Regions from separate parts of the Mus musculus genome. Here all the other regions are linked to region 5. The links are chromatin loops, found by intact Hi-C in ENCODE. Cell type or tissue: left cerebral cortex. All regions are shown on one strand. Region 1 holds the start of Gm16168 (a long non-coding RNA gene). Region 2 holds the start of 6530411M01Rik (RIKEN cDNA 6530411M01 gene). Region 3 has its middle 110 kb from the start of Gm34972. Region 4 holds the start of Gm34799 (a long non-coding RNA gene). Region 5 overlaps 4930452A19Rik (RIKEN cDNA 4930452A19 gene). Region 6 has its middle 43 kb from the start of 1700010I14Rik. Region 7 overlaps Qk (quaking).

Region 1 (4,000 bases), 740 kb after region 5:
CCACCAGCCTTCTATTCTACGCACCTCCCTGCGGCTTCGATTTGGCTAAGTCAACTCCAAAGTGCTGGCTGCAGTTCTCACTGTTTCCTTTTCAGAACCAAGCCTTCTGGGCCACAGTTATGATGTCCTGAGCCCACCTGCAAGGCAAATCTAGAGTACTGTGGCTCGGCTTCGGGGGCCCCTCCATACCGAAGCACTCTCCCTGGGCTGCTTGTCTGGATGAAGGTGCTCTCAGGGCCAGCATGTCCCCTTACTATTGCCCGAGCCAGGGGATGACTGCCTTTATGGCCGTCTCAGCTGTTTGCCTGACCACTCCTCTCTCATTCGGCCATTGTTCCAGAACACAACTGGCACAGCTGCTCTAATTCTCAATCCTTCGCATTTCTTCCATGATGGATCATCAACTGCCGAGGACAGGCAGAGTCTCCCCGTCTCTGCTCCCACAGTGCTTGCCTCTACTCCTCTAGCACACAGCAGAAGATTCTGAACTAACATCGAGGACCCTAAGATCGGACTGTGCCCTATCGGTCAAGGCCTACGTGGCCCTGAGCGAGCTGCTTAGGATCTGTTGCTTTCAGCTTGTCTAGAAGACAAACATTTCACAGTAAGGCTATTTGTGAAATCTAAATGATGTACTAAATCCAGACTGCAATGTATTTCATATTTATATCAGTGTCTACATAGGAGTTTTATGTGGCCTATCTAGATGGAATTTGACCAAATCTGAAAATCTGGCTGAAATCTGTTGGCTGTAAGGGATGCCTGAGCAGAGTCTATTCTTGGGTGTGTCCTGAGTCCCAGGAAGCAGCTGTGGAAGAAGACAGTGACCCTCAACACCAGCCTGGTTTGGACTGAGTCTGCAGACAGAACATTTCAAAGTCGGTTATTTTATTGTATTTTCACAGAGAGATAATGCAGTTTAAAATACGGACTTGGCAAAGCCTCTGAGTGTTAGAGACTTCATTACCAACCTTCAGCCGCTCCCTGCTTTCATAAGAAGGAATTTTTAGAAATGGGTGAGAGTTGTTACCAATCCACTGGTAGAAACAGCAGGTATCCCCTAAGCTCATGGACCCAACAAAACTTCTGCTGGCTTCCAACATTCAGTACAGGAAACATCTGTTAAGCAGGATAAAGATCTAAAAAATATTTGTAGGTAGCCTAGTTGAGCTGAACACTGGTAATTCATTGGACATTGACCCTGAATCTTTAAAGCCCCCTTCCGGTCAAAGTTTGAAACTTTGGACTGTCCTCAACTGGGGGCTCTGGGCTGCAGGCTATACACAATGGAGTCCATAATCTCTGGGGCTCTGCAATCAGCAACCTAAGCATTCCGACACACTAGCCCTGGGGATCCTCCCTTCTGCTGGCAAGGGAACTCAAGGTATTTTATGAGATGCCAGGGCATTGATTCAATGAGCAAGGACCACGTTTATTTTAACCAGTGGGGAGAAAACAAAATCAAAATAGAAATTTCAGCTAATTTATGGATAATAAAACGCATCTGTCTAATTGATTAAAGAATGTTCATAAAAATTCATGGCTGTTTCTTCTCTTCTCTTCTCTTCTCTTCTCTTCTCTTCTCTTCTCTTCTCTTCTCTTCTCTTCTCTTCTCCCTCCACTCCCATCACCAGCAAATCATCCCCAATTCCTTCTCTCTAACACATGAGGATACATTTCCAGGGACACGTCCTGGGGGTGGAGTGTTCTCGGAGGGGGAGGAAGGACAGCTGGCTGGAGACTGGGAACAAGGTCACAGTGTTCATCTCTGGGGACCATAGAAGAATGGAGAATTGGCTCTTTCATCTCCTGTCTCTGCTCTCCCTTTTGCTGCCCTGAGTCTCTGCTGTCCCCAAGTGGCCAGCTAGGCCACGTATGTGACCCTGAGATGCTAAGGGGTAGGTAAAAGTTTCCTAAAGGGTTTCCTGTTGAGATTTGCAAGCTTGGACTCTTTAACCCTTCATTCATGGGACAGTCTGTGCATGATGGCAGAAAGGTCAGTGAGCAGCTTTCAACTAGCAGGAAACTGGCGCTGGTTCGAGCAGCAGCAGCAGCAGCAGCAGCAGCAGCAGCAGCAGGACAGGTGGGTACAAGGTTGAGACCAGTGTCTGCCTCCTGTGGGCCACACGGTTGTCGCCAAGGTGACTCAAAGATTTTTTGGGGGGGGGGCTGCTTTGACCTCACAGAGAGGCTATCAATCTCTGTGTTGCAAAGATTCCCTTCCTACCTAGCTAGACTCCCTGATTATCACTGGAATATTTGTCCCTGGTGCATAAGAGCTCAGAGCCCCAGCCTTTAAAGAGCTAAGATGAAAATTAAGTGGAAATGGATAGAAATATACATAGCATTTTGTATATGCTCACTCCATGAGAGGTATACATTTATCATCATTTGTGTCATCTTTGTTAATAACTTGTGAATTTGTTTAGAAAAAATAAAATTGGATTTTTTTTTTTTTTGGTGTCTATTTCCAACCTAAAGAAACCATGCTTTGTTCCCTATAGAATGAAAGAACCTCACAAGTAAAGGGAAGGAATTCCTTATAAAGTCCACTGAGAAACACAATGAGACTTGAGAGCAGCATTTGCCACTGAGTCTCTCCAGAATATTGTGACGACCCACGTGGCAAATGGTGCTTACCATGGAGAATAGAAGCCACCAGAGCTAGATGTAGAGAAAAGTCCTGTGAAGCCACCATGATAGGTTGACAAATGCACCTGCCAATAACCTTAAGCGTGAGCCCTCCCAAATGCAATGTATTTATCTCCATTGTTCAGAAATTATCAATCAAGTGATTGCTTCTCCTAGAGAAGCAAGAGCACACAGGAAATGGGCCATGAGAACTTAACCTTGAGCAAAAGCTTAAATCTCTTAGAACTGTGCGTCAGATGGAAGATCAGAGGGAGGAAGTGGGAAAAGAACGGAGCCATGTGTGGCTTAGAAGGGTTAAATGATCAGATCCAATAGCGGGGTGACTGGAATGCTTTCAAAGCTGATGCAAGGCTGGATGACTTTCTGAGGCTGGGGCAGCTTTAGGCAGATTGGAATGAGCACTTCTTTCTTGCCAGGTGAATTCAGGAGCAGAGGAGGGAAAAGAAGGGCTGTGGCCCAGCCTGGGCTGGAGGGCCCTGCATGTGTGGCCTAGGGTGAGAAGTCTCATTTGTCTGGCTTCTGGGCATACCACCTGCAAGTATGAGAGATTTACAGAGTAGATACTACTGTGATGGCCTCAGGAACTACAGGTCAACCCTGCCTTCAAGGGACGAAGGAGTATCATACTCAATAGTTGGGATGGTAGCCAGCCATAGACATAGGGAGTGAGTGATCTGTGTCAGAGACCTGCTGCTTCTCAAATGAAGGTTGGATGAGGGGCTTGAGCCCTGGCGCCCCTACAGGTCCTAGACAATGGTTTAGCCGGTCACAAAAGCCAAAAAGAAAAGGCAGAACCCTCACCTCTCCAGGTCACCATGGGTGAACAAGGTGGCCCAGCTCCAAATGTGCAATGGAGGTTCAGAGGCTCCATTTACACAGTCCAGAGTATATTTCTCCCAGCTGTGTAGGTTTGATAGTCAGGTGAAATGCATGGACTTTCTCGGTTGCAGTCCAGGCTTCAGGAGTGTTCTCTTCAGCTAGGTAGGTCTCTTGGTGCTTTTATGCAGTGTGAGATCTCTAAGGACAGGAACTTCCTTTTAGCCCCTCCCTCCTCCCTTCTTTCTAATTCCCCCCCCCCCCCCAACAGAGGTGTCTCTCTCTCTCTGTCTCTCACTGCCTCTGTCTCTCTCTGCTCCCATCTTCCTTTCATACCCAGCACAGTGTCTTGTAATCTGGTGACCATACAACAGATATCCTCTAGATCAGTGGGTCCCAACCTTTCTAACGCTGTGACCCTTCAATACAGTTCCTCATGATGTAGTGACCCCCCCACCCCAACTATAATTTTTTTGTTCCTATTTCATAACTGTAATTTTGCTAGTGCTATAAATTGTAATGTAAACATCTG
Region 2 (4,000 bases), 590 kb before region 5:
ATATACAACACACTCACACATACAGAACACACACATCTATATACATATATACACACATGTAAGTATGTGTATATATATTCATATACACATACACATATTAACCATTATGGTATTAATACAGGTGCTATCATTTCTACTGCTGAGAACGGAGCCCAGAAAAATATGAATATAGACCAATATTAAAATATAGATAAACTTATTATCCTTATATCTAAATATTATCTACACATACACATTCACACATGCACACTACTCCATAAGAAATGGCAGCCATTTAAAGGTAATATGTGAGATGCTTTATGAAAAAATATAGACACAGCCCATGCATCAACATTCCTCATACATGTATATGTACATAATCAAGGAGTTTACGTGAAAAATGCAAAATACAGAAAATACTGCTCTGGGTGGGTTTCATCTAGAATCCTTTTGCGTTCACACATTTCTCTAATTTCACATCGTATGATTCTGATAACAAAACAAAGGATAGACTCATTTCAGAAGCACCATTTTAGAAAAAGGTCATCTGCTCTGATAATTCTGTTCAGAAATGAACGGGGTCGGGGGTTTGGGGGTGTGGCCCACATGACACATTTCTAGGGCTCTTTTGTGCTTGATTTTGTCCCTCTGAGACAGCACAGTGGGCAGAGGAGCCCAAAGGGAACAGGCACAGCACACTCAGAGTTCCCCTCCCCCACTTTGCTCTCTGAAACTCTGCAGCCAACCTTATTGAATTCCTCGTAGCGATCCTGCCCAGTGCCCCGCTGTGGCCCAGCTGCTTTCCGGCACCCTCTCTGATAACAGAGAGAGGGCGCCCCACACCTGCTTCTGAGACTGGCTCCTTAGGGATGTTACTGTTGCCTCCTGGATCCTGTGCATGCTTGAGAAGGATCCCCGGAACGAGACATTATTATTTTCTCTTTTCTTCGCGGAAAAGAGGCTAAAAATAGGCACAGAAGCACCTTACAGCCTCCAGGCTAGTGGCTGGAAAGTCACCGTTCAGAGGTTAACGCGCCAGCATTAAGACAAAGTAAAGTAGCGAGCGCTCGCGATGTCACGGACTTGCAGAGTAAATAGGGGAGACAGGCTGCTCTGACGTGCTGAATTTATGAACTTTACTGTTCTGCTCCACCCAGAGCGCTCCCCTGCACTCATGGGATGCTGTTGCTGCATTTGCAAGCCACTGTCTCTTTCACCTCTGAGGCGCTGCATTTGCAAGCCACTGTCTTTCACCTCTGAGGCCTGGGAACCACAGCTCCCCTGGGGTCGCTCCTTGCATGGCTTCCGGAGCCTCCAGGGATCTTCAGGTCTCTCCAGGAACAATGCTGTGAGCCCGAAACTGCATTGTCTCAGCCGGATGTTTTGAGGAGGATCCAGGGCACGTTTGCCAGCTTCTAAACAGCATAGCACAACAGCCCCGCTTCTGTGAGTCTCTGCTTTGTGAATCTGCTTTCTGGACTTGTCCTTGCTCAGCACCCAAATTAGCTTAACAAGCTACGGAAATCTCAGCTCGACCTGGAGGCAGCAGTGGCAAGACAGAAACAGAGCTCCGAATCAATTGGCCAGAGGCGTGGGGGGTGGGGGAAGACAAAAGAAACATTGTGTCAAATTTATTTTCTGTACTCTTGGGATTGCAAGGAGAGCCTGAAAATGCTCACAGCGAGAGTGACTAGGGCCGGCTTGGATTTTTAGCTAAAATAAACCATATTCATGTCAAACTGCAAAGGGCACATTGGTTTACCGCGCGAGGGCAAAGAAGACAAACGGCGAAGTAGCGGCATCAAATAATGATCTGAAATTTACCACGGGTTCGCTCGGTACATCCTTCCCTAACTCGTGTATATTTCATTTAAATGTATCCATCAGTTTAAATAGGGCACTAGGTCCGTCCCGCCCTCCACCTGTGCTCTCAATGTTTCTCTGCGTGTCTGCCAGTTTGTGGGATGCCTGCAGCTAAGATGAATCAGAATACAAAGAGAGGGCTGACAGGTTCGTGTATGCCCAAGGTGAGCTGTGACCTAAAATGAGACTAGTTCTAAGGAAAGATGGATCACATGTGTCATGCATGCTGGACCAGCAGATGGCAGCAGAGCTCTGGGCTCCCACCACAGTGAAACTCCGTTCCCTCATCAGAGTGGTCCTATGTGCCCTCTGTGTCACTGACCCCAGAACAACATCTTTGATTTATAATCATACATGACTAGCATCTATCCCTTTTACTACAAATCTATGACATTAATTCAGAGGTCACCATTCTCTGAATGGGACATCCTGCTTACATAAAAAAGAAAAATAAAGTTTAAAGGCGTGGGGGAAATCACAGAACAAAATAGGGGGTATGTGTGTTTCCCCCGTCTTTGAGCTTCTTAGTCTATATTACCCCACAACCAAAACACAATATGTTGGTTGAAAGTGTTTTTTTTGCAACTAGTTCCTAGCATGAGGAAGCATAAGCCTTTAATTTCATCATCTGGGAAACAGAGACAGGAAGATGTCTGTGAGCTCAAGGCCAGCCTGGTTTGCATAATGAGTTCTGGGTCAGCCAGGTACAAAATGAGACCCTGTCTAACAACAAACAAACAAACAAACAACTCTTGCTTGGTTGACCATTCACAATCTCCCCATATTTAATAAAAATTTACCCCCAGAACTATTTTGAAATACCCTCTAACATAATATGATTAGAGATAGTGCCCAGAGCCAAATTTCACTTTGTCCTTAAAACCGCAGTCAGAGATTCTCCAGGTCTTCCCAGCTGTATTTTAATGGTTTAATGATTTTTCAAAGTAGAGGAGTTTGGGAAATTATAGGATTTAACAAATTGATGGCAGTTGGCCTTGTACAGGTTTAATTAAATTAGGGTTTAATTGACGAGATGGAAAGGGGTGGTGGGATTTTTCTCATCAGCATTCCGGGAGCATCAATGAAGATCTGCCTTGCCAGAAAGAGTGTCATAACCTCCCGAGACACTAGATGGTGCTGCAGAGTCACTATGGAATTTCTATTACCGGTTTTTAAGACTCTTTGATCCTACGTTATTATTTTTTTTCCTGCTTTCTGAAGAGCTTGCATCAGAAAACACACCAAAAAAGAGCAGATATTTTTAAAAACGCAGTATTGTCAATGGAATCGTGGAAATTGACGCCCGAGAAAGACGAGATAGGCATGCTTCTGCGTGTTTAAATTTAGATTCCATATTTAGATTAATCTTCAACCAAGTATAACAGTCTAAAGAGTCCTGGAAATACTTAATGGCCTTTTGCTGTGGCATTAATGAATTGCATGAAATTGAAATAAGATTTGCTTGGACGCTACCATCCGGTGGAAGAAGGCGCAGTTTGTCCTAAATAGATGTTGAACGCATTTCACCAGTGTGGTCTGCTGTGGAATATGCTGGGTGTGTGTGCCTCGTCATCCCCCTTTAATGGACAAACAGATCCTAGTGCAAAGCAAGGGGTTTAAAGCCAGATGCACAGCTCTGCGCCAATGCACACATGGACCAGGTTTCCTCTGTCATTCACTCCCTTGACTTGACATATAGACTATTTTAAAAGTGTGCCTATGCCTGGCTGTAACCGAGTAGTTGAGACAGCCCTCCCTACGCCTGTATTAAGCAATGAAGTGGGAGGCAATAGATGAGGAATGTGATTGAGACTGGCTGACTTTTTATAGGAAATTTCCTGTGTCTATTTACAGAGACATTATCAGTGAGAAAGAGGTTCTTCCCAATAAATTACAAGCTGTGGGCCCTGAGGAAAGGGGCTTCCTGTTTTAACACTATTCAGTGCACCCTGAGTGACAGCCATCTAGACTGACTTAGGCAAGGCACAGTGAGCATGGGTGGTATCTAACAAGGGCTGCTTAAACTCTTCTTCCAGCCTCCTGATTTCATTGCTCTCAGCTCACCTCCCCATCAGCCTCCAAGTCTCCCTTTCCATTCAGGGAGCATCACGGGCTTGCTTTCTTTCCAAGGTTCATATACATTTGCACACAATATACA
Region 3 (4,000 bases), 280 kb after region 5:
TTACAGAGTAAGAAGGCAGAGGGAGACAAGTGCTGCTCAACTCACTGTTCTTTTCCATCCAGTCCAAGTCCCCAGTGTTAGCATTCTATTCAAACTCCACCCCACAGTTACCTGGTAACAACAGGCAGGCCTGACCCACTCTAAAAGAAGTTGCTTGACCCCTTCTCCCCCTCTTGCTCTCTTGATCACTTGCTTCTCTCCTGCTCTTGCTCTTCCCTTCCCCATTCCCTTCCCTTCCCCCTCTCTCCATGTGCTCGTGGCCATGGCTGGCCTCTACTTCTCTTCTCTCTCTACTTTTCTTTCTTCTCTCTCTCTCTCTCTCCTCCCCCCTCCCTCTCTCTCTCTGCCTTTCTCTGCCTCTACTACCCTCCTAACTCCCCCTCCTTCACCATGCTCTAAATAAACTCTATTCTATACTATACTGTCTTGTGGCTGGTCCTGGGGGGTGGGGGGATGCCTCTACATAGGTCCCCTGAGACATCCCCTTCCCTCATACCTCACCACACCTCCATAGAACATATCCCCCTACCTCTTTATCTTTTTATAAACACATCACCCAGCACGTGGAATATTTCCCACCACAGGTAATATGACAACCAATACCAACCACCCTAGGAGTGTGTGCTCTCTTGACAGAGATTAGAGAACTCTGGTCTCTTGCTTTTCTCCAGTTCAAGCCCTAGCCATGAGGTAAACAGCTTTGCTCTGTCATGGGCTCCCACCAGGATGAGCCACTGCAGTAGTAAAGCCACAAGAACCCACTGGTCATGACTAGAACATCCTAAGGGAAAGCCCAAAAGAAGAAGAAAAACCTTTTCTCTTTGTAAGTTGATTATCACTGGTCCTTGTTACAGTAACAGACAACTGACAAACACGAAGTATTGGTTCCCACAGATTTCTGAGCTGAGGGATATCTTAAAGGATGTTAAAGGACTGAACTCCGGGGCTTTCTAAACAGTGAGTGTTGGAGACACATCAAAAGTTCGGTCTGTGCTTATGCCAACTCTTAAGAACTAAGATGTCAGAGGAAGAGCTCAGGGTTTCTCATGAAAACAGCAAGGAAAGATGTAACAGAGGAAGATCTACCAGGTGTCAAGTACAAACGGGCAGAGCTTGGAGCCCACTGTTGAGCCCTGAAAAAAGCTAGATTAAATCTTAAGTCACAAAAGGTGATTACTGTTTTAAAAATCTTTACTCTTTATCAAACTTACTTTTTAAAATCATTCCAAAAACCTTAAAATTAATAAATTTTAAAATCTCATAGTTAGATTAACTTGGCTGTCATCCTATAAAAGGAAAAAGATTACATAGCAAAACCAAAGATTGTTTTCCCCACAGAATTAAATAACTACAAAAATTCCCTTGAAGGCCCTTTGTCCTAAGCAGTTCAGTTGGAATCTCTGGGGGCAGGAGGAGCCAGCTGTCTAGCCAGTCTTGGGGTTACGGTCCCTGCCTCAGAGAAGAAACTGGTCCCTTTCGTTCTCACCAGTGTTCATGAGTAGAACATTGGATGTTCCAAATCTGCCTTCATCCCAGCTGCCTCACCACATTACCAGAGTGTGCTGGGCTCTAAGACTGCAGCTATCCCCATGACGGTGAGATGATCAGATAAGGAGGCAGAATAACACCGTTAGCCACACTGCAGCCTGCATTCTGGTCCTGCTGACAGAGCAATCAAGGAAGCATGGCCCTTGGTCCTGGCCCTGACCATCCCACCTGGGAACTGCTTTTCATAATAATTTGAGCCGCTGGCCTTCAAGATTTTTTGTTCTTAAGGAGAAAACTATGAAGTGTGAAGATCGTTCCCGAATAGCCCAGAGCACTGAGAACAAATGCTTTCTGGGCATGAAATCTCCTGAGGATCCTTCCTTTCTAGATGCCAAATAGGTTCTTATAAAGGTAATGGTCAGACTCTCTGCGGACATACTGAGGTCACAGCCCTTTGTAAACATGACTTCCTCAAATGACGCTTGGAGAGCAACTTCCAGCCTGCTTCCTCATCTTTAAGTTGAGCTCAAAGGGTAGTGCAGATTCTATTTATAGCATTTTCTAGTTTCCTCTCAAGTCATACTAATGATGGCCAAGCTTTTAAAATAAAGGCATATCTCAAGTTCAACTTCCTGAGATGACTTCACAAGCCAGTAATTTAGCATCCACTCATCGTTAAGTCATAACCAGACAGCTGTTTGTGAGACTCACTTTCTACAGCTTCCTAAGGCGGCACACAGGGCCCTCATTTCCAACCCCCCAGGATGTGACTCTCTGTTGACACTGAAGTTCCTGCACTTCTGAAGAGCCTTCTGTGTCAGGAAAAGTGCACTTCCTTAGACTCAACAACGCTCAGGCATTAGTGAGATGGCACAGTCCATATTGACTTTGCAGTTGCTATAGGCTAAATTTTGTGCACTGGGATCCCCAACCCCCAGTAGCTCAGAATCAAACTATTTGGAGAAAGAAGCTTAAAGAGATGGTCAAGTTAAAATTGAGGTCTTAGGTTCAGACCCCAACTGAATCTGACTTGAGTTATTCCTTGAAGTCTAGAGTATAGAGAGCTAAAGACCCCAGACACTTGCGCATAAAGCCATGTGAAATGGCAACGAGCCGGTAGCCTCCTGAAAGCCAGGCGTCCTAAAGGGAAAGAAAGGTCTCTTCCAGCCAGAACCTTGAGCTTAGGATTTCAGTTTTTAGAATTGTGGGGAATCTTATTTTCATCTGGAGCAATTCACTCTGGCAGCCCTAAGAAACACACATACAACTCATCTCAGATGCATGAGAAAAAAATGGAGACTCTCAACCCATCAACCAGATTCTTAGATTCCATAAGCCACATTCAAGGGTAGGGTCAGACCACCTCAAGTCGTGATTTAATTTTCCACGTGGGCTAGTGATAACCAAGACCTGAAAATCTCAGGAACATGTCATTTTTTCTCCCTCTCTCTTTTCTGTTTCCCTTTCTTCTTCTGTGCTTTTATATGCAAAATTAATGTCAACAATAACAGATCAAAGTTGCTACAAAGATAGTACAAACTATTATATAATAAGAACTAATCTAAGTGCTTCATAATTGGCAAAGGAGGGTACAATGTTGTGGGCTCAGCTCTAAGTATCTTTTCTCAGCCTCTCCTGTTTCCCACCTCTTGCCAGTCCCAGCCTTCACCCCACAGGTGCCAGCTGTCTCGGCAATGCACAGTGAAGCCCACGCCCCACTCCTGAGACCTGACCCCTCTGGCTCTCATTGAGTGCACATAGATCCCAGCGACTCTCTGACTGCTCAGCCGCTTCCTAGTACAGTGAAATGTTCCACCACAGAACTCAACATAACTCTGAGAATCTGTGGATGCTTTGCAACAGGAGACTCCCTGGACTCTCTTAGCTATCAACTGCTCCCAGCTTCCAGATAGTTCCATCTGGTCTAGTGGCAAGCAACCATGACTCAGCATTCTTGGTCCCTGTGGATGACAAAGCAACTATCCGGTGCTATCTTGCCATATGCTGGGGATTTATAAAGTGTATGGAAGGAACCAAGCTGCCTAAGGATCTTCAGACCTGAATCCAGATGTTCTCCAGAAGTTGCCCCACTCCAAAGAGATGATGAGGCAGGATATATAAGGGCTTGAGTGAATCCAAACTCATTTCTTACCATCTAATAAGAATAACTCCTTAAATAAATGAGTATATGTGAAAATTGAGGTTAAAAATGACATTTGGTTTGCAAGGGTGCGAGAAAAACTTTTGGACTTCCAGTTACATGAATTTACATGTCAGCATACCAATTGGGTCTTAAAACAACATGCTACCATCAAGAATTGATCCATCATGTGAAACTCATCAAACTGTGGTGCACACCGTGGAGGACCCAGCATCTCTGCTTTCCTCTTTCTAGAAACACAAGATTCCCTCTCCTCGTTCCATTTGTAGTTGGGCAGAGCCACACCGAGCCCTTAAGAACTTGTTTGTGATGACCGTTTTCTTCCTGACCACAGCCAACCTTGATGTTTAT
Region 4 (4,000 bases), 150 kb after region 5:
CCATGCCCATGAACACGGAAGAAACATTCACTCGGGGTGACAATGTCTATCTGCCTGAGACAATACCCTGCCTGTCTGATGTCACTGGCTTCATGCCACCCAAGTCACAAATGCAAGCAGCAGGTGGGCACTTGGAACATCAAAAGGAGTGTGTGGGGCCTCCGGAACGGCACCCTGCAGGGCCCTGTCCCTCCTTGACCACAGCAGCCCCATGGCTAGGAGCTGGAGGGAGACATCTCAGGGGCTTTTCCAGACAAATTGCAGCTCCGTTCAGCTAGGGCATTTAATTAGACTTTCAAAAGATAAGAAATTGTTTAAACAGTGTATTTCACACCACAAAGAGGCACATCTGCAATCCTTTACACTTAAAACATGTTAGTTCGTAGGGGATAAGAATTACTTTTGATTTTTAAAAATTGCCCAATAACCTAACAGTTCTGACAAGGATGGGTCTTGGTTTTTCTGGGTAATCCTGCTTGGGACATGCAGGAACTGAGCTCAGAACACCCCCGTTCCCCTCCCCACCCCCAATTATGCATGTGAGCTAGACTCTGCTAGCACAAAAGCTTCCTTGTCTTTTCCAGGTAAATATAAAACATCCTGTTAGTATCTTTAAACTCTTTGACCACACAACAAAGGCCCTAAGACCTCTCTCTCCGGCAGCACTCTAATGAAATCTAACTGGGAGATGATAAGGAGATAGAAATCCCAGGCCCCGAGACTTTGCTTTCTAATTGCCAATTTTACCCCTTGCACTGAGACATTAATCCTTGAAGAATAGAAAGCCAGCTTGCCAATAACCCAGCAGAGGAGGGCATGGGAGTGAGAGGGAGGCAGCCCCCAGCAGAGGGTGGGAGAGACTTCCCTGCCCCTGTGGAGTCTGGCCACCAACACCCTGCCAGCCCTGGTGGGTGCCTCTGGAAGCCAGCCCAGGCCAGCATTGGTATTCAAATTAGGCTGCCAATCTCTGTGGGCACCTCTCTGTGTAGAGTGTCCATCCATCCATGACTTGAAAAAAAACAAAAACAAAAAACCAAACCAAAACAAAACACAAAACAAAACAAAAACCAGGTGTCTGATCCAGGGAGATCCAGCCAGACTTCAGGCTGCCTAGAATCCTTGGGTTTGTTCACAGGATGCCTTGAGGTTGGAGAGGTGGTGTTTTCTCTTCCCCAGCCTTTGGGGGGGGGGGGGGGGTTAAAACAAGAATAGCAAGAAGACAATGAATCTCCAACAGAGACTTTAAAAAGAAGAGGAAGGGGGCTGTGCAGAGTCAAACTAGTCATTCACCGCTGAGCACTGGTTTCTATGGGAACAAGAAGGGCTTTGTGCAGGAACTTCCCGCTCCTCGCTCCCCCGCCCGCCCTCAGTGGGACTAACTCCAGCATCCCCGGCATTGTGTTTGTGTGGTCAACTTTTCTTCTGTCTCCTCACTCCTCCTGCCCCTGACTATCCCCAGCAACAACGCACATCACCACAGACACAAGAAGAAAAGAGAACTCACAGCCTCTAGGCCGAATTAAGTCACCATACAAAGGTATCCAGGCAACTGGGAGCCAGCGGACAGACTGCCCGACTGCCGGGAGAGCTGTGCCCATCATCCTGTCTCTTGCTTCATTTCTTATTCTGTCCCCAAGCCACCCAGAACTTCAATTCCCTGACTCTTTTCATGCAATACCCACGCCACACTCAGCTTTTAAATTAAGTTTCCAAGCGCATAAAAATGCAATGGACACACAGGATACTGTTATTTAGAAGTGACAACGAATGACAAATGGCGGGTATCAACTTACACTTTAAAGTTTCAGTCTTCGAAATGCTCATGCCCACACGCACACGCGTGAACACATCGGGGTGAGAAGGAGAGAGGCTTGCAGAAGTCCTGCCCATAGCTTCGATGAGGCAGAGAGCTCACTGTTCAAAGACTGTGGGTCGGGAAGGTTGTGAAGTTCCACTTCTCTGTTTCACACGGTGCCTTTAACTAGAGCATTTCTTACTTTATTAATTTATTTTGATTTTTAGATTTTTTTTTAAAAAAGGAAATATTTAGGCACCTCCTACTCAGAAGCTGCCATGGAAAACATCTCAACACTTTAATCCCCATCACTTGGCTACCTGTCCGGACTTCGTTTTATGAGAGAAAAATGTGTATTTCTGAATACTGTTTATAAATCACAACTAAACTATTCAGGGCTACAAATATCACGAGTTTCAACACCACTTTTCTTTTAAAGTTTAATAAAAATCCTTCAACGTCTACCCCTGACCAAGCCCCAGGATGTCCACAGGCAACCTATGAAACCTAAAGACACTCTTGCAATTTTATACTTTATAAGTGTATCTTTCCTTAAGAGAACTGCAGTTCATTTTTCTGGAACCAGGCCCTTCCTGGTGCGCCCATTCATCTGCAAATTCCCCAATAAATTAGCCCACTAATGACTTAAGGACCCTCAGGACCCAGTCACCTCTCAACAGCACCACCAACTGGGGACTAAGCCTTTAATGCCAGAGCTTTCCAAAGAGATACTTCTTATTAAAGTGACAAGGGCCCAGCTTCAACATTTCCCATCCCAATGTCAACACACAGTCTGCCTTCCACCACAGCACAGACCATGGCTTGCCTCTGAGCACAGCTTTGCATAATAAAAGATGTGATAGCTGTGTCCTAGATTGTTGTCTGTTGCCATGAATAAATGAATGAATAAATAAATAAATAAATAGCCTGGTGGTGATGGTACACACCTTTAATCCTAGCACTCAGGAGGCAGAGGCAGGTGGTCATCTGTGAGCTCGAGTCCAGCCTGGTCTACAGAGTGAGTTCCAAGACAGACAGAGCTATTACATAGATAAATCCTGTCTCTTAATTAGTTAATTAATTAATTAAATACTGACTAGAAGCCATTTGGGGAGGATTAAGGAAGAAAGGGTCTGTTTCATCTCTCAAGTAACAGTATATCATCATGGGAAGCCAAGAATGGAAAGAGCTCAAAGCAGGAACCTGGAGGCAGGAACTATAGCAGAGACCATAGAGGAAAGCTGTGTCCTGGCCTCTTCAAGCCAGTGAGAGAAACTCCCACCACCTCCGAGCCTTAGTGCCTCCTGACAGCAGCAGCTGTATTAGGACCTCTGGACAGGAAGTTCTCCGAGGCTCAGCACCATCTCTCATGGGCTGGGAGAATCTATGGTTATGGATCTTGTTGGGGAAGCAATCCATTTCCGACCTCCGTGCTAAGTACTAAGTAATAGCACCTCTGGGTCTTCAGCTGGATAATGAAGACAACATATTTTCAGAGCAATTACAGATCAGAAGGTGAGTTGTAAGAGATAAAAAACAGTGCTGACGGCTATAGCTTCAGATCTCAAAGACCGGCTTTGCTAGTGGCATATGGGACCGTCCAGGGAGAAGCAGGTATCCCTCACAGAAAACCTGGCAGCTGCCACCTTACGGCGGATGTGTCACAAATATATTTTTGCACAAAATATATTGTGAAATATATATATAATTGGTGAAATATATAATTGGTGAAAATCAGACATTTTTATTGACTCCTGAAAATCTATGTTACTGCCTGAATATGCTCAGCACACACACATACACACATACACACACACACACACACACACATACACACACACACACACACACACACACACACACACACACACACACATACACACACACACGAGGGTTTTAAACAGGTGACAAATAACCATCATGGCAGGGGCTTCTGCCAACCATAGCTGGCTAGGAGGTGAGACGCGGAGGGTGGACCCATTTGCATGGTGTATCAAGATCTGGCCTCTCAGACTTCTGTATTCTGTCTGTTTTTGTCAGTTAGTTTGGATGCTTAATCAATCTCTTGAGTATTTACTGTTTGTTTGTAATCTGCGGAGTAGGCTGTAGTTCTATAAACCCTGGGTGGCTTCTGAACGCCATGGGGACATTCTAGAAAATGCCTTTATCTCTACCCCCAACTCCAGACCCACGGCATCAGAGGAC
Region 5 (4,000 bases):
CGTGATAACAGCAGAGCACGAGGATGTTTGAGGCCATGGAAGTGCTGGGTCTTTTGATTCTGGTGGGGTAGGCAACCTCAGAGCATAAAAATTAAAGCCCAATTTCCTCGAAGTGTATAGATTAAATAAAAGCAGCACAACCTGTATAGTTGTTCCTCTGTGAAGCAGATGGATAAAGAAATAAAATGTTCGTTTGAGATAGGTGTAAAAGAACCATTAACATCAGAATCCTTTTCAGAAGAAAGGCTCACTTCTGGGTTGCTTGTGAAAAACTTACATCAAAAAAAGAATAAAGAGTGTGATAGTTTAAGTAAAAATGGTGCCCATAAATCCATAGGGAGTGGCTATTAGGAGGTGTGTCCTTGTTGGAAGAAGTGTGTCACTAGGGGGCAGGCTTTGAGGTCTAAAATGCTCAAGCCAGGTCTAGTGTCACTTCTACTTCCTGCTGCCTGCCCATCCGGGTATAGAACTCACAGCTCTTTTTCCAACACCATGTCTGCCTGGATGCTGCCATGTTTCCTGCCGTGATGATAATGGACTAAACCCCTGAACTGTAAGCCAGACCCAATTAAATGTTGTCCTTTATAAGAATTGCCTTGGTCATGGTGTCTCTTCACAGCAATAGAAACCCTAAGACAGGGAGAGAGCAGTAAATGGCTCAGTGGCTAAGACACCTGCTGAACAAGGATGATAGATAACCTGAATTCAGGTCCCCCATGTCCATTTTAAAGGCATATATATGATCCTGCAACTCCAGAGGTATGGGAACAGAAACTAGAGGATTGCTGGGGCTTGCGGGCTACCATCCTAGCTCCAGGTTGAGCAAAGGTCTCTGTGTCAGAAGAGTAAGGTGTTGAGTGATGGAACACTACCACCAACATCCTCCTGTGGCCTCTGTATGTGTGATAATACATACACATACCCATACACCATGCATTCATATGTGATACACACATACAAAGGAATAGTGTGATGGTTTGAATATGTTTGCCCCCGGTAGTGGAGCTATTAAGAGGTGTGGCCTTGTTGGAGTGGGTGTGGCCTTGTTGGAGGAAGTGTGTCTGTCACTGTGGGGGTGGGCAATGACACCACGTGGAAGCCAATCTTCTCCTGACTACCTTCCAATCAAGATGCCAGAACTCGCAGCTCCTTCTCCACCACCATGTCTGCCTGGACACTGCCATGCTTTTTGCCTTCCTGATAATGGGCTGAACTTCTAAACCTGTAAGCCAGCCACAACGCTGTCCTTGATCATAGTGTCTCTTCACATAACAATGAAGCCCTAAGACAGACAAGTACTGATGGTATTGGTTAGCATAGTAAACCCACCCATTTCTCCAGCTCCTCTACTCTCCAAAACTATGAACTAATATTGTTCTTCCAGAAGTAAGAACAAGTTTAAAACAAAACAAAAATAATAAAGAATGCCCTAGTTGGATGGTCCTATACCCATGCCCATACAGACAGCACTTGGTGGACTCAGTAAGTATACAAACAAGAAGCATTAAATAGGGAGAGAAAGTGAGGGGAGAGGAAGAGATGAAGGGGAGGAACTGGGGGAAAAGTTACCAAAGCATAGTATATGCATGTAGGAAACTCTCAAAAATTAAAAACTGGAGGAAAAAAAAAAAAAAAAAGACAAATAGAAATTCCAGGCAAAAGTGCTTTCTCCCACAAGAGGGCGCTCCTGGACCCAAGAGCTGAGGGATTGAGTCTGTAGTTCCTGGGATGCTCTGAAACCTAATAAATTACAGACAGCAGACACCCTTTGTGGTTTCCTTGCACTCTGTAGTGACCATGGAATCCAAAGATCAAGGCTCTTATCAAATGTAAGCATTCAGGCTTCTTACTGGCAGCTTTTAAGTACAGCGGAAGCTAGGGTGGTCTACCCATGCTTCTATAGCGAACCTTCAGCTTTCCTGCTGCATGTTCTGTCGGGGACGGACCGTTTTCCCTGTTACTCAAGTCAAGCTGAACTTCCATTTCTTGTCCCAGCCAATCAAGAGTAGCAGTCGCCAGAAATTAAAAATAGCATGTTGCTGTAGGACAAGGTGGTAAATGACACAGAACTTTGGGAAAGTCTGGCTGGGTCTAGCCAGCCTCACCCTCTGCCACTCCCGGGCAGGGAGGAAGCGAGAGGCTCCTAGGAGTATGGCCAGGAAAGGCTGTGGCCAAGCAAGGGCCCAGAAAGGATTTTTCCTTTGAGTCAGGGATGACAGCTGTCCTCGTGAGGGGAGGAGTGGAAAACTGGATCCACTGAGCGGTATCTGCTAAGTCCAAAGAGGCCTGCAGAAGCACGAGGACTGCCAGCTACAGTAGTTCGTGGGACATCAAAGCCGCGATTAGCACAGCTTCCTGGCTGTCGCACTCTGCGTATTTATGGCGCATTGCACATTTAAATGCTATTCTCATAAGGCGTTTCAGCTGTCAAAGCTCCATATTTGAGCGATAAAAGTGACTTAAAGTACCAGGGGTCCTTGGTGCCCAACCTCAGCAGTGTGTCAAAGCCAATCAATGACAACCAAAACCCACCAAATTTGTTTCACCATTTGAAAAGCAACGGCCCCTAAGGCCACCTGTGAGCAGCCTGGTAGACACACAGTACACATGGGGGTCCAGAGAGGGGGATACAGGGGGCAAGCCTGACTGGTCTCTGCACATGTGAGTTTATGCCAGTACCAGGGAGGGGTCTCTGAAGAAGAGGAAAAAGTACTATTCTTGTTCTTCATTTTAAGGTAGGGGTATATGATGTGATGGCAAATTAAGAGACGATGTTAACACCCCCTCTTCTGACACCCAGACAGCATGGATGCCTTCCAACCTGACTTCTGTTTTTGTTGATTCTCCTTCAAAATGGCACACCATGCATGTGTCCTGGGAGAAAATATGGCAGGTTTGGCCAGGAAAACCAATGGCCAGGACAGGCAAAGAAAAGGAACCTGTGATCAGTGTGGTCCCTGAGCTGAAGGACCCTAGGGACAGCATCTGTCCCCTGAGAGCACAGGCTTCCCACAGTTCTTTTCGTGTGTGTGTGTGTGTGTGTGTGTGTGTGTGTGTGTGTTTCCTACCCAATAGCTCACAGCCAGTTTCCTTACTTTTGGTTCATACCATCTATCTCCCTAGATACCCCTTCCGTGGGTTCAGCTCCCCCACATCATTAAAGGCCTGCTTTCCTTACAGGAGTCTCTGAGGGTAGTACCATCCTTCTCTGTAGACACCTGTCTTCCAGGAGCTGGGCTTGAGCCTGAAGCTCATCTCTCACATGGCCACTTGCAGCTTGCCAAGATAGCTGGGGTCAAGATTTAGTCAGCCTTCTACAAATAAAGCATACCCTGACCCAACCATGGAAGCACCCATGAGCTAAGCCTCTGGTTTCCAACAGTTGCATCAGCCATTATCGCACACGCACAAACGCATGCACACACTCAGAGAGAGAGAGAGAGAGAGAGAGAGAGAGAGAGAGCTGGCACTCAGTGGGCAAAGGATTCACTGGCCCTCATTGAGCAAGGGATCTGCATGGCAGCAACACCTTTTCCTAACTTTCCAAACCCAAGTTAACTTCCCTTTGTCAAAATTGTGAAGCATTAATGTGCCCAAATGAAAGGTCAGAGGTATAGACTTGTGTCCTGGCCTCATTTCCAGTAAGAATGGTCTACATGGAGTAAGGGAGGCTTACAGCTTTACCTAGGCCAGTCCCGAAGATGAAGGCACAGATGGGTGGGTATTGGCTGTGGACCATTCATTCAATGGTCCAGTAAAAACAGTGGAGCCAGGCTCTGAACCAAGAGGTCCCATGCTTACCCACCCCAAACTGCCCCTTCCCATACCCTCACCCTATTCCCTAACAAAGATCCTTTAAGTTATGTCTAACAGAAAACCCCTTATTCTTTAGTAAGAAAAAAAGCAACTAAATAGAAAAAAAAATTAAAATTACCCGCAGAGCAACCAGTTTCTGACCCTTTCCTCTGCTGCAGAGAGCTATAGCCTTCCTTTGCAATAA
Region 6 (4,000 bases), 730 kb before region 5:
AGCACACAAAGGGTCCAGGATGCCAAGCTCTGTAACCCAGGAGTCATGAGACTGAATCACCACCCGACGCTACAGAAGGGGTGGTGAGCCTCTGCAGTATCTTCCATGTGTGCCTCTCATGTGATCCAGAAATGTATCCACAATGTCTACCTGGTGTTCTTAGTTTTTACTCAAGAAAGTGAAAGCGTATACATCTGAAGACTTGCTCACAAGGACTTGTGGCAGCTTCATTGGCTGTAGTTTAAAATCTGGGCTGAGACAACATCCCCACACTGCAATCTTTGGTCCCTATCTGATGGGCAGATGATGGGACCTTTAAGATGTGGGCCCCATGGAAGGAAATGAGTTCACTGGGGACATGTCCTTGAAGAGAACTTTCCACCATTGATGTTATTCCTCAACACAGGCAACAAGGATAGAGTCAACCACTATTTCCCAAAAGCCAGGCGTGTAACTACAAACACAAACAACCCTTGTTTCTGTTTTTTTTTTTTTTTTTTTTTTTTTTTTTTTTTTAAGTTTCTCTGGTGTTCCTTTACTTGGCAGAAAGTGGACTCACTCAACTTGAGCATCAATTCTGGAACAATCTCAGTTTGTAACACTCTCATCTGTGTGGTGTTAGGTCTGTAGCGGCTGTTCATGTGAGTAGTATGCATTGAAGCTGTTCTCTGAAGGATCAGATTATAAGCTGCCCTTTGCCAGAAGGGGGCAACATACCAGAGAGACCAGTGAGACCTCTAACAGCCCTAAGCATCTCAGACACCTGCTTCTAACACCTTGCTTTCACAGAAGAGCTCGCTGGTGTCCTGAAGCCTCGGAGCTGACGGGAAATCAGTCATTCTGGGCAGCATCCTTAAGCTTTGATCTTTCCAGCAGCAATGTGAATTTTACATATTTTTTTTCCCCCCACCGGCATACTTTGTTAGGTTTTTTTTTTTTTTTTTTTTTTATCACAAAAGACTAAGGCTTAGCCTTTGATAAATTCTCATTTGCAGAGATAAAGTAAAAGGGGGAAAAAGCATTGGGACCTTATAGGAAATGGCAATTTCACCCCAACACCCCCCCCCACCACACACACTCATGCAGTGATAATTTCGAAGTTTAGAAGGGTAACACACACACACACACACACACACACACACACACACATATACACACACACACACACACACACACACACACACACACACACACACACACACACACACACACACACACACACACACACACACACACACACACACACACACACACACACACACACACACACACACACACACACACACACACACACACACACACACACACACACACACACACACACACACACACACACACACACACACACACACACACACACACACACACACACACACACACACACACACACACACACACACACACACACACACACACACACACACACACACACACACACACACACACACACACACACACACACACACACACACACACACACACACACACACACACACACACAGACACACACACACACACACACACACACACACACACACACACACACACACACACACACACACACACACACACATACACACACACGCACACACACACACCTACCCCTTCAAGCATGAAAAAAGCATTTGAATTAAGCCAGGCACACAAAGCAAGAGAATTGTGGAGAGAAGCTCTCTGACAGGCAAGCCTGCTCTTTATTCTCTTGAGCTAATTCTGCCACACGACACACTGGCATCCAGAAAAGTAAGATTCTGACAGGCTAATTTCAGCTTGTGCTTCCAATGAAATGTACATAAGGCACTTGTTACGTCTAGTGACAGTCAGTGTCATTTTCTGTTTAAAAGCAATCCATTTGTGTGGATGCCTAGGAGAGCAGGTGCCCGTTGAGGGAGTAGGAAGGGCGTTTGGGGTCTAGTGAAGGTTTGCACGGCCGCTTGGCTGAGGCAAGGGAAGTGAGGCTCGGCCCGGATCATCAGGCTGGATTATCAGGCTGCTTGGGTTCAAGGACAGAGTCATCAAGTCAAGCTGGTGTCTGTCCATGACTTCCCCCGTCAGCGGTAAGATCTTAGGACCTATAGAACAGACGATCAGGTGGTGATATCGTTTGCTTATCAGTCCAGCTTGCTGCAGCTGCGAAGTAGAAAAGCTAAAAACAAAGTCTCTGAGGACAGACACATCAGAATACGGAAACAGAACACCAAAAAAACAAAACGGAGGCAGGCTAAAGGAGGACACGTGTGACCAGTAGGTGGCGCCATTATACCGCACAGAACCCGGCTTTCTGGCAGAGCTCTACTGGGGAGATTAGAGCCATATACAATTTCCTGTTGGCATTGAAGGTGAAGTCAAGGGTTGATATAAAGAGCTCCATGAGGCTCTGAAAATGCCGCATGCCGGCAGCAACCCAGGCTCACCCTTAAAAGAACTTCAGGAGTGAGGGCGCCAAGGAGGATACTGAGTCATAGCCCCATCGAAATAGTGTCTGATGTCACTGGCGAAAATAGACCCGGAGATCTCTTCTGTTTATCCCGCTGTAAAGAGGTGACATTCATCGGGTGACTAGAGAGTTCATTTAATTATAAAAGACAGAGCCATAATAGAGAAGCAGGATACGACTCCCTTGTCTAAAAGGTGTGGTGGATATTTGGAACCATGTATTTCCTAACCTGTGGTTTACAGCGTCTTTTAAAATTTGCTTTCCAAAGGAAACAGCATTTGGAACAGCAAAGATTGCTCAGGTCAAGACAGTGTGTAATTACAGTGCCAGATGGAGACTATTTCTGCCAACCACGATTCTAATTTCGTCTTTCCCTTTACCCAGTACTAAATTGAGTCTACTTAATAGAGACGCGTACTGCCAAAGCCACCCACAGCCCGTGTCCCATTCTGATTTCCACCTATCTTGTAAGATTTCAGACAAGCTTGAGGTTTAGATTGAACAAAGACAAGCTGAGCTACCATAGGGCTGGCTAATCTACAAAGAGGATCTGGGGGTGGGGTGGGTGCTTAAACAGTACATAGAGTGGGCAGGCACAGTCCTCTGACCAGAAAAGCCTCAGGCAAGGACAGTCTGGCACCCCCCTGTTGTGGATTTAAACTACCATTTCTTTGCACTGACTCTCAACTATCTCAGCAGGGATTTTGCTCAGCAATCTTTGCAGAGCCTGTTTCTTCCCTACATACTGAGTATGAGCAGTGGGTAGGGTTTTATTTCATCCTCCTTCCCCAAAATCACTGTGGTTTCAGGGAACTAGAACAGAACATGGGCCTCAGTGTGGGGCAGCTGTAGAGCAGTGATCTGACCATGGAAGCTAGCTTCGCCACAGGGGTGTACTTTTTGTTTGTAGGGACTAGAAAGTATGGGAATAGGTATGAAAGGAATAGGGCTGGACAGAAGGGAGGAATGGGAGAAATGAGGGGGAGAGGGGTGGAGAAAAGAATAGAGGGGAGGAGAGGATGGGAGGGGAGAAAAGAGGAGGGGAGGAGAAAAGGAGAGGGGGAGGGCAGAGGAGAAGAGGGGAAAAGAGGATAGGGGAAGGAAGAGAAGAAGGGAAGATGAGCGAGGAGGGGGAGGAGAGGAGAGGGGAGGGAAGAGGAGGGAAGGAAAATGGAAAGGGGAGAGGGAGAAAGGAGAGGAGAGGGGAGGGGAAAAGGGAGGGGAATGTAGAGGAGGGGAGTGGGGAGGGAAGAGGAGAAGAGGGGAAAAGAGGATAGGGGAAAGAAGAGAAGAAGGGAAGATGAGCGAGGAGGGGGAGGGGGAAAGGAGAAGAAAAGGGAAGGGAAAAAGGGAGGGGAATGTAGAGGAGGGGAGTGGGGAGGGAAGAGGAGAAGGAAAGTCAGAAGAGGAGGGGAAGGGGAAGAGAAGGGAAGGGAGGAGAGGGGAGGGAAGCCCCATAGAACTTGATCAATGATAAGGATGTACAGCCGAAGCTTCGGAGTGTACATCTGGAAGATCCACTCTGTTGTGTTCAGCTTGTTTTCTTTCTTATCAGAGAGAGCT
Region 7 (4,000 bases), 560 kb after region 5:
AAATTAACTACCCCATCTTACATAAAATATGCTTGACACAATAACTACTATCAATAATGACTTGCTTTTTAGACAAAAGAAAATCTAAAAATTTACCAAACTATATCACCTATGTCCTTTCAGTATCTACGGCCATGCAAAGTTTTAAGCCATAGTGTTTATGGACAAACAAGACTTTTCAAAAAGAAAAGAATTAAAATTCAAGAAAAGCAGAGGTATGACATCTGCAACACTGAACACATTCTCAAAGATAAACAGCAAAGCCGATTTTAATTGAAAATTAAGATCAGTTAGGGAGCAGGAAATTTTATGAAAAAGGGTTATCTAAAACTAAAAGCATTTTTAAATCATTCATGCAAAATCTAACATATTTGTTTACTTTTCCTAAATTATACTCTAGTTTTTCTGACAAGCTTCTGTAAAAATATTCAGACTGCCCCCTTTCATCAAACCACACCCTTCTCATTTTCATAAAAGCAGCCTCTCTCTCATAATCATGGAATTAAAACTGGAAATTCGATGCTCATGTATCACATTCTTGCTTTTCTCTACTTGTTATTTGTGTTATTTACTGCTGCACGTCTTCATATTAAATTACAAAATGTTTATTTTTTAAAAATGTTTTGCATTTAACTCGTTTTCATTACAAAGAAAAGTCTTTAAGATAATTTGTGTGTAACTTTATCCCAGGGATAAAGTTAAAATCTTAAGAGAAAGCAGTTTAAGACCCACATTTTATTTGTAATCTTCTGCTCACCTCTAATTAAATGATCCTTTAAGTCTTAGAAGTATTAACTCAAGTTATAGCTTTTATTTAAGAATTGCCCTGGCCTAAAATATATTGTTAGCTTTAAAACAAAACTATCCTGCTAAAGATGCTAGGAAAGAAAGACTGACACAACTCACCAAGCAGAACTAACAGCCAACACAAGGACTGAGTTACTACTACCTAAGTTAAAACTATGGACTACTTTCTTTAAGCCAGCAAGAATTAATATACGATTTCTCTTCTATCATTCAAGTTTTAACAAGTAGAAAACTAACATATTTCATTCCCAAATTTGTTAAATCAAATGAAAATTCTCAAACAGAAACTATATTAAAAGTTCACTGCTGGAAAAGAATTTTTAAAATAAAACTGCTAAATAGTCCCATTCAAAGTTTCTAATTATCAGAGAGTAGAGTATCTTACTATCACTGAACAGTTTAATCCCTAAAGTGAAACTTAGTTTTATCTGAATTTAAAAGTAATTTTTCTGCCAAGTATTACAGTCAAAGGAAAATGTAATCCCTAACCATAAACAGAAGTCATAATTAATTTGTTTTAGACAATGAGAGGGCACAAGGGGTTAAGGACAAGTTGCCAATTTTCACAATTAAGTCATCTACCAAGAAAATTATGATGGTGCACTTAAAAAGCCAGAATTTTCAAGTCAAATTAAATTTACAGTAAGACTAACAAGTACAGTTAAAAGCTTATAGCACACTAAGGACCAGCCCATTTCCTGCAAGTGATGAAAACAATCACAATCCCCAGTCAATCTCCTGTCTCCTATTAAATCCGAGCTATCTTTACTCTAGCCTAATGCTCAGACACCCAAGAACAAACAGACTAAGGTGAAGATGGAGAAAACATGACAAGGAGACACCAAACATTACTTTGAATATTGTAATCCTGAACTAGCTGTCTTCTACATTTGAAACCCAAAGGGTCACTATTTCTAACCAAGAGAAATAAGCCTGTGCAAAGATTGAAATTCCTCTAGTTGAAAGACTTATGCCAACCTCAAAATAAGGCAGTTATTTCTGATCAAGCTGAAAGAGAACACTTGAACAGCCTTTACAATTAATCTAAGAAACGCCTACTAGTTTTCCTTATAACATATCCAAACTTTTTATAAGTCCACTAAGTCACTTAGGTATACGAAGCATTTTAAGAATGCTTTTTAGTTCATTGTATATGCTGTCTAGTTTGTTGTGTAAGAAATTCCCTCTTGATTGAACTTTTAAAAACTAAATTTTTCCTCATAAATATGCTACTAATATCATAAAAACCAATGCCAAGGAAGAAATATCAATGTATGAGGTGTTTCCGCCCTAATCACATTTGTGAATAGTGACAAATGAAGTCATCTAAAAATTTAAGTTTCAACTGCACCTAATATAGGTCAGATTATTAAGCATACTATTTTGTTCCAAACATTTCCAAGGTTAAAAAAAAATAACTGGCGCCCCTTAGCGCTCACTTTTGGAAATACTCAATTTAAGAGCTCCAGCTTTCTTTTTTTTTTTTTGGACATTCCAGAAAGTTTTCTGCCTCCACAATTTTTCAAATGCCAACACAAATAGGAAAGGCAAAAACCCTTAAAGGGGCAGTTCAAGTTTTTTCTCCAGGGCAATTTAACACTAACAAATATACCAACCCAACAATAAAAAATGCCTCTTTCGATGTGTTGCTGTTGCATGTTCATGTGTAATAGCTGAATGTTTTCTGTTTTAAATACTGCCCAAAGCTCCCCATCCAACGGAAGCTCTGAGGATGACTCTTTAATCATCTTTTAGCTCGGGAGTCTTTTGTTCTTCCCTGACATGCCAGCAGATATCCCCAGCTATCTCTAAAATTTTTCGACATTCTTCTCAAGATCCTAAAATCCATGTTCATCTGTACAACATAGTTTTCCGCTTCCTTTAAACAGTCCACTCAGAGACTTTAAAAGAGAAGACAGAAACTACTCGCTACTCGATTTAAAACAGACTTGTTGGTCCTATCCCACCCCCCAACCCCGCCCCGGGCGTCCACAGAAACCTACAGCTACTGGGAACTAACACTCCAGGTCGCTGCTATGAGTAGTTCCTAAAGGAATTCCAGAGCTGACCAGCATTAATCTCCAGTCAGTCTTCGCTCCCCACAGCGCTCCTAACTCGGCTTGTGCAAACTTCTGCTCTATTTTATCCCCGTCCTTTCAAACTTCCAGCTCCCCGCCCTGCAAACGCAGGCGGCTACGCCGGGAGCGAACCCTCCGCCCCAGTTCTTCCAAACTCGGATTCCGTTCAGGTCTGTCCTCGCGGTATTTCGTACTCCTCCCCCACCACCACCACCACAGACTAAAGAAAAAAAAAAAAGTGAAGTTAAACTCCCAAACAGTTCTCGCTTCCCCAAACAAAAGGACAAAAAGTGTTCTACTCTGTCATTTCGTCCTCGCCTTCGGCCACATAAGCACTACTTTTCTTCGGTACCCTACGTGATTCCTGGACATCTCGGGGTCCGATCGGGTACTGCGGGCCACGCAACTCTACCGAAAAGAGCCCGCTAAGCCGGGGCTCCGCGGGCCAGGCGAGGCGGAGCTCGGGGAATCGCGTGGCCCCGCCGGGCCGGCCGAGATGGCCGGGATGGCGGGGAGCCTAGCCGCCGCGCCGTCGGGAGCCGGCCGCAGCCCCGCAGCCCCGCGCGCTCCCGGGTCCGCCCTCGGGCCTGGCCCGGCCCCGGCCGGGCCGCGAGCCGCCCGCGCCGCCTTTGTGCGCCCGCCCGCCCGCCCGCCTGACCTTCCCGCCGCCCCGCCATCCCGGGCCGCCGCGCCGGGGCCGGGCGCCTCACCTTCGTCCAGCAGCCGCTCGAGGTGGTTGAAGATCCCGCAGAAGTTGGGCAGGCTGCTCATGAGCTTCTTGTCGTTCATCAGCTGCATCAAATAATCTGGGGTGGGCTTCGGCTTCTCCTTCGTTTCCATTTCCCCGACCATATTCCAGGCTCCGCAGCTCACTCCGCCCGCCGCCGCCGCCGCCGGAGGAGAGGAGGGAGGGGCGGGGGCGAGCTCCGGCCGCCGGCCGCTCGGGACGCGGCGTCCCGCTCCGCGCCGGCTCCCGCTCCGGCTCCCGCGCCGAGCCCCGGGGCGGCCGGCTCCGCGCGCCCGCCCGCCCCCCGCAGGCACTTTCGCCCGGCCCGACGCGCCGCGGCCGCCGCTCCTCGGCCGCCCGGCGCGGCTCCCCTCGCGAGGCCGGCGGC

Evidence for each region. A loop is a pair of places that touch in the nucleus more often than their neighbours do. Peaks named below come from ENCODE experiments on the same cell type or tissue, not always from the same donor. Only the 100,000 strongest peaks of a DNase experiment are listed, where the experiment ranks them.
Region 1: it touches region 5 in a loop (6-fold over the local background); 15 of 42 quality-filtered maps call a loop at or near these places.
Region 2: a loop joins it to region 5, with 7 times the contacts of the local background. A loop is called at or near these places in 16 of 42 quality-filtered maps.
Region 3: it touches region 5 in a loop (2.1-fold over the local background); 8 of 42 quality-filtered maps call a loop at or near these places.
Region 4: a loop joins it to region 5, with 4 times the contacts of the local background. A loop is called at or near these places in 11 of 42 quality-filtered maps.
Region 6: it touches region 5 in a loop (4-fold over the local background); 10 of 42 quality-filtered maps call a loop at or near these places.
Region 7: it touches region 5 in a loop (5-fold over the local background); 20 of 42 quality-filtered maps call a loop at or near these places.

What each region holds. Positions count from the first base shown.
Region 1 is chr17:10,491,527-10,495,526 of GRCm38, forward strand. The region is part of intron 4 of Pacrg (PARK2 co-regulated); the gene reads right to left. A230009B12Rik (RIKEN cDNA A230009B12 gene) reads left to right here. Exons shown (of 2, transcript NR_077237.1): 2 at 1-1,531. Gm16168 (a long non-coding RNA gene) reads left to right here and starts at 1,672. Exons shown (of 3, transcript XR_003952273.1): 1 at 1,672-2,083. In left cerebral cortex, a CTCF peak has its summit at 1,855 (motif pointing left); a DNase peak (open chromatin) is centred at 1,767; H3K27ac peaks cover 3,768 bases.
Region 2 is chr17:9,166,562-9,170,561 of GRCm38, forward strand. 6530411M01Rik (RIKEN cDNA 6530411M01 gene) reads right to left here and starts at 1,461. Exons shown (of 3, transcript NR_027881.1): 1 at 726-1,461. It overlaps Gm52287 (a long non-coding RNA gene), which reads left to right. Exons shown (of 2, transcript XR_003952250.1): 2 at 1-3,314. In left cerebral cortex, CTCF peaks have their summits at 804, 2,080 (motif pointing right) and 2,973 (motif pointing right); DNase peaks (open chromatin) are centred at 816, 1,094, 1,382, 2,053 and 3 more places; H3K4me3 peaks cover 2,123 bases; H3K27ac peaks cover 2,649 bases.
Region 3 is chr17:10,039,034-10,043,033 of GRCm38, forward strand. No RefSeq gene overlaps it. Among named protein-coding and RNA genes, the nearest start is that of Gm34972, 110 kb to the right of the region's middle. In left cerebral cortex, no CTCF peak of the experiment used is centred here; DNase peaks (open chromatin) are centred at 2,022, 2,207 and 3,400; H3K27ac peaks cover 458 bases.
Region 4 is chr17:9,904,814-9,908,813 of GRCm38, forward strand. Gm34799 (a long non-coding RNA gene) reads right to left here and starts at 2,001. Exons shown (of 2, transcript XR_003952248.1): 1 at 1,794-2,001. In left cerebral cortex, CTCF peaks have their summits at 923 and 2,498; DNase peaks (open chromatin) are centred at 45, 887 and 1,448; H3K4me3 peaks cover 914 bases; H3K27ac peaks cover 2,305 bases.
Region 5 is chr17:9,754,685-9,758,684 of GRCm38, forward strand. The region is part of intron 3 of 4930452A19Rik (RIKEN cDNA 4930452A19 gene); the gene reads right to left. Among named protein-coding and RNA genes, the nearest start is that of 4930452A19Rik, 19 kb to the right of the region's middle. In left cerebral cortex, CTCF peaks have their summits at 382 (motif pointing right) and 1,676 (motif pointing right); a DNase peak (open chromatin) is centred at 1,692; H3K27ac peaks cover 180 bases.
Region 6 is chr17:9,029,667-9,033,666 of GRCm38, forward strand. No RefSeq gene overlaps it. Among named protein-coding and RNA genes, the nearest start is that of 1700010I14Rik, 43 kb to the left of the region's middle. In left cerebral cortex, CTCF peaks have their summits at 699 (motif pointing right) and 2,240 (motif pointing right); DNase peaks (open chromatin) are centred at 679, 1,748, 2,290 and 2,837; H3K4me3 peaks cover 978 bases; H3K27ac peaks cover 1,219 bases.
Region 7 is chr17:10,315,137-10,319,136 of GRCm38, forward strand. It overlaps Qk (quaking), which reads right to left. Exons shown (of 8, transcript NM_001159517.1): 1 at 3,596-4,000. The coding sequence starts at 3,737. Among named protein-coding and RNA genes, the nearest start is that of Qk, 2.2 kb to the right of the region's middle. In left cerebral cortex, a CTCF peak has its summit at 2,249; DNase peaks (open chromatin) are centred at 2,328, 3,021 and 3,681; H3K4me3 peaks cover 3,867 bases; H3K27ac peaks cover 3,711 bases.